Linked DNA regions of Mus musculus: region 2 is linked to region 1. Evidence: chromatin loops called from intact Hi-C (ENCODE). Cell type or tissue: gastrocnemius. All regions are shown on one strand. Links, peaks and the distances in the headings refer to the core of each region. The heading gives the core; the rest is flanking DNA.

The links. Peaks named below come from ENCODE experiments on the same cell type or tissue, not always from the same donor. Only the 100,000 strongest peaks of a DNase experiment are listed, where the experiment ranks them.
Region 2: a loop joins it to region 1, with 8 times the contacts of the local background. A loop is called at or near these places in 23 of 42 quality-filtered maps.

What each region holds. Positions count from the first base shown.
Region 1 is chrX:169,302,962-169,305,764 of GRCm38, forward strand. Arhgap6 (Rho GTPase activating protein 6) reads left to right here. Exons shown (of 13, transcript NM_009707.4): 13 at 1-1,479. The coding sequence ends at 50. Among named protein-coding and RNA genes, the nearest start is that of Hccs, 16 kb to the right of the region's middle. In gastrocnemius, for the core only: a CTCF peak has its summit at 1,185 (motif pointing right); a DNase peak (open chromatin) is centred at 1,182; H3K27ac peaks cover 304 bases.
Region 2 is chrX:168,934,134-168,936,936 of GRCm38, forward strand. The region is part of intron 1 of Arhgap6 (Rho GTPase activating protein 6); the gene reads left to right. Among named protein-coding and RNA genes, the nearest start is that of Arhgap6, 140 kb to the left of the region's middle. In gastrocnemius, for the core only: a CTCF peak has its summit at 1,525 (motif pointing left); a DNase peak (open chromatin) is centred at 1,521.

The DNA of each region.
Region 1 (2,803 bases), core at 125-2,624:
AGCTTCTATCAACTGATAACCCCGACGCCCTCCCGGAAACCCTAGTATAAGCCCGCCAGCAGCTGGAGCCCACCCTTCCAAAACACATCTTCCGGTCCAGACCCGGAAACCTTGCCTATGGACAATTGGACACTTACTTGTTTTTCTTTTTTGTTTTTCCACACTTTGAAAAAGCAACACAAAAGAAAGTCCACTTATTGATTCACTTCTACCCCTGCCATTTATGGTAAGATTCTATTGCATAGCCAGCCTTAGGAAAAAAACAAATAAACCAACAAACATGACAATTCCCAAGCTCAAAACAACCCACATTGGCTCTATGTAAGAAACTCTTGCTTCGTTATAGCTTAATTGTATTTGTGTCTTCAATTTTGACTATTGTATATTCTGTAACAAATTATGTATATCAATATGATATATTCACAGAGAAGACAGAACAATTAAAAATCACTGCACTTATATTACACACTGAGATATATTAAGCAACCAGATTCTATATGCTCTGGAATATGCACAAGCGGGTATCTGTGCTTTTTGCCATCACCTTTTAACTGGGGGCAGCCCCTCCCTTCAATGCCTAAGGAAATACTAACCAAACAAGAGAGAAAATGAGAAGCCATATTTTTATATAGTATTGAGACACAAAAGTTGTAGTCACTGAATGCTTTTTCATAGCAAGTATGTTTTAAGGAAATATTAAATTTGATACATTGTGAAATATATTTTTAGAATCTGTTTAGAAAGGACTCAGAAAATCAAATCAGAGACAGGTGGGACCCAAGAGTACTTAAGAGAGTTTCTATTCCACTCTAGGTCAAATTTAATTTTATATAGGCCACTAATAATATATATTTATAATGGATTACTTTTATGTATTTTTCAAAGCTACCAACTGAAATCCAATTTTAAAAAGCTTTAAAATCCAAATACACATTCAAATTATAGATCATTTCCCCCATCTGCCCAGTTATCAATATTAGCTCAATTACAAGCAATTCCTTGTAAAGTAAATCCTATGGGGGGGGAGCAAAAAAGCTACATCTTTGCGCTTACATTGTACCAAAGGCTGAGGAAATGTGTCTTGAGTATCTTCAGTAATATTGTGTGTATTGTAACGTATGTGTTACTACAGTAAACAGTACTTCAACAATTTCAAGTGTTACAACTGCAAAACCACTTTTGACCAGCAGGTGGCAGTTTGCTTCAGTATTTTCCATTGTTTTGTTTTGTTTTTCAAATCAGAAGGGTCAGTGTATTATATACTAAGTGGGATATATATGACGTGTTACTCTTAATCTTCATGTTGGCAGTGAAATTTTTCAGTGGTGTTTATTAAAATTCTACCTTGTGCCATGATGAGTAAAATGTTAAGTAAAGATTTGTTGTCAGCTCTTAGTTTTCATGTTGGCAATGAAATTTTTCAGTGGTGTTTCTTAAAATTCTATCTTGTGCCACAATGAATAAAATGTTAAGCAAAGATTTGTTGTCCGTCTTTAAATCTAACGAAGGAAGTCACATCCCATTCTACATAGATAATTCGCTACTCCCAAATTCAACTATATTACCTGTTTGCAATTCCATAAATATACACATACAGTTGGAGAGCTAGATTTTAAAATAGCCAGTAGCTTGGGGCTTGGGGACCTCAAGTCAGTGCTACTTAAATATGTAGAAATCCACAATGATCTGTTGCAACGAAAGGCTGGTTTTTTGTCACTTAGAAAGTGATTTGACTAGTTGACTCTAGCTGCATATGTATCAAAAGATGGCCTAGTCGGCCATCACTGGAAAGAGAGGCCCATTGGACACGCAAACTGTATATGCCCCAGTACAGGGGAACGCCAGGGCCAAAAAAAAAAAAAAATGGGAATGAGTGGGTAGGGAAGTGGGGGGGAGGGTATGGGGAACTTTTGGGATAGCATTGGAAATGTAATTGAGGAAAATATGTAATAAAAATAAATAAAAATAATTTTAAAAAAAGTTTAAAAAATTAAAAAAAAAAAGGAAGTGATTTGACGCCTAACAGAAACTCAGGGTTCATGCCTCTTGGCCAGGTGTCACTCAAAACAGTCGTTGAAAATTGTGTCTGTTCCATAGGCCTCAACATGCCGGACTGGCTCTAGGTATGGACTGTAGTGCTTCGTACTTGGGAACTAGTTGGGTGATCTTTGGGCTCTCACTAGGCTCAATACTTCTGATATTGGCTCTGAATATGGACAATTTGTCTGAAGCCCTCACTCAGTTCTGCCTTATGGACCCACTCAGACCACAGGTATATGGACCACAGGTATATGGACCACAGGTATATGGACCACAGGTATATGGACCACAGGTATATGGACCCACTCAGACCACAGGTATATGGACCACAGGTATATGGACCACAGGTATATGGACCACAGGTATATGGACCACAGGTATATGGACCACAGGTATATGGACCACAGGTATATGGACCACAGGTATATGGACCCACTCAGACCACAGGTATATGGACCACAGGTATATGGACCACAGGTATATGGACCACAGGTATATGGACCACAAGTATATGGACCTACAAGACTCACAGTGGTTGAGCACTCAGGTGGCTTTTCTATGCCACTCATCTTTATCCCAGTCCCTTGAATTTGACCACGGTCTGAAAAATTCTTTCTCCTCCTCTGAACCTCCTGATATTCTGGACCTCCCTCTCACCATATTTACTGTGTTATTTAAATCTTTTAAATTAAATGAATCAAATGATAGATATGAGTGGAAGGTATATCCATGTGACTAGATCTAAATTGAACAGAGAAATCAG
Region 2 (2,803 bases), core at 277-2,776, 370 kb before region 1:
CACACTTCTGTGTACTTTTGCGTCATGGCCATATCTATGGGCAAGAACTCCTTAGGATTTCTGGCCTGTGCGTTTGTTCTCTAATGAACCAAAAGCCTCTTTGTTTTGTTTTGTTTTGTTTTATTTTATTTTGTTTTGTTTTGTTTTGTTTTGTTTTGTTTTGTTTTGTTTTTTCGAGACAGGGTTTCTCTGTGTCCCTGGCTGTCCTGGAACTCACTCTGTAGACCAGGCTGGTCTCAAACTCAGAAATTCACCTACCTCTGCCTCCCAAGTGCTGGGATTAAAGGAGTGCGTCACCCTGCCCAGCTCCAAAAGCCTCTAACCAGGGCTTCCGCTCTCCTCATGTGCACATGTGCTTGTGTGTGTGTGTGTGTGTGTGTGCACATGCGTGCAGTAGAATGGCATTGGAACTCACTAGCTCTATGAGTACTGAAAAGATTGGAGGGTTGTTGACTGTGTCCCTTTCACTTTATATGCCCGTGGTTGTCTCACTTCACTCACTACACTGTATCCCACCAAGATCCATTACCTTATGGGATGATAAAATGTACATAGGGAAAGGAAAAGCAGCTGAAGCAGGGCCTGAAAAGGATGTGGGCAAAATCCGTGCATGAATACACAATGAAGAAAGCTCGACATCTAGATGAAGAAGAAGATTTTCATGCTGACAAAAACTTGGAGCTATTTTGCATGATCCATAGCCACCTGGTGGAAATCGCAGCTCAAAAGAGAGCTCAGAAAGACAGCGAGGAAGTGCAGTTGTGACTGTCTAGCTTGAGGGCATCACATATTTAAACACATGACAGCTGATTTCTGAGCCAGTGAAAAGCTTTACTCATCGCAGAGACAGGGGTTGTCATCCTCATGCCTCCCGAGTCCATTACTTCCAAACCAGGCTATGTTTTCATCACTGCTTTCATCACTTCAATCCTTCAGTTCTTTGTCCACACCACACCAATCTTTTCAAGTCACCCAAACCGTTCCTATTTCTTTCGTAACTGCAGAATACATTGCTCACTCTCTGATCCACAGTTAGTGCATTTTTGTTAAGGATGTCTGATTTATATACTCAAAGTAGGGCAAGAATCACAGAATGACTCTAAGGTGACTGTTAAGTAGAAAAGTTGTGTGAGGCCTTGACAGAAGTGCTGATCTGTCAATATGTCTATCAAGATTTTTAGGATCTTATTTTGTCTGAGTAGAGCAGGACATGATTATATGGGTAGAACACATTTTCTATGGTTTAAATAATGAACAAGAGCTGGAGAGAGAGAGAGAGAGAGCTTAGAGGTTAAAGGTTAAAGCTCACATTTCTCCAACTTGAAATAATTATCAAACCAACATTATGTTTATTGAAATAAGAAGATTTAATTTGGAGGTTAGACAAGAATAGTTATGTTATTTTAGCTTTAAATATACAAATGGCCAATTCTTTGGAGGGCTTCTAACTTATATCTCTTGGGTATTTTCATACAGTGAGTCTGGGTGGTTCTAGTTTAATGAGCCAGCATTTTGTCGCCACCTGTTGGTTAAAAGCTGATATTTCGCCCAGTGTATTTTAAAACACGGGATTTCTTAAAAACTGTGAATGCAAAGCACTAAATGATGTTTTAAAAAATATATATTTCCTCACATCTTCTTTACTTAGTTTACCATTTCCCCTTTACTATGGACATCATATAATAATAAGACTGTTGGTATTAGTTGGGTAACTCAAACCTGGGAGGAGGAGACTAGGAATAACATACTCTCCCTTCCAAGTATTAACCAAGGCGGACCCTACTTATCTTTCTAGGTCAGGTATGCTCTGAGAGGTATGACCATAGGCAAAATGCTTCCGTTTCTACATAAGTTCTCAACAAGTGAGTCTCTTTGGTAGAAGCTCTTTTTAGTGACCCAGCTGCCCAGGCTTCTCCCAGCTTACTGACAGCCAAGAGTGAGGGCAAGGGCCATCTCACTTTTTTTTTTTCATGGCTAGATTAAAAACATTTCAGCATTTGTTTCCTATCCAGTCTCTATCCCAACTATTTCATCTATGCTGATATAGTGTGAAAAACAACTGTAGACAATATGTAAATGAATAAGTGTGGTTGTGTGTCAGTAAAACTTGAATTTCAAATGCTAAGATCTGAGTTTCATATGATTTCCATGAAATTTCCTTCACTTCAGAATGTTCTTCAACTATTTAATTGTAAAAATCGTGTGTGTGTGTGTGTGTGTGTGTGTGTGTGTGTGTGTTCAGGTTAGAGTTTACTCCTACTCTTGAGGTCTGGCACCCTTTCCTTACTGCAATGGTCTGAATAACAAATCAGGAGAAATTTCTCAGATAGCTTGGAAAAGACACTCCACTGGCCAGAACTCTGTAGCATGCCTATAGTCGGGAGGGAGAAGGAAAGGTTGGTAATCATAGACCCCAGTAAGTTATACACTGTGACTCCCAAAGCACAGCTTCTGTTGAGAATGGTGCCATCGGTCATGAGTCCTAGCTATCGGGAGGCTGAGGCAGGAGGATGACCATGGTCAAGTTCAGCCTGAGCTGCATAATGAGCTCCAGGTCATGCGAAACCACCAAACAAGCAAGCAAACAATATGCTCCACAATATAACTGAATTTACGTATTCATGATTAGTTGATGCCATTTTGTGAATACTGTACTCTTCATAATCTTTTTTTTATAGGTATTGCGTTTTTAAACTCAAAGTTTTCAAGTTCAGTAATATGTTTAGGTTGTAAATAACAAAGGCACATGACTAAGAAATGACAATTACAGGGAGCATATTAGTGAACAAAAAAGAAATGGATT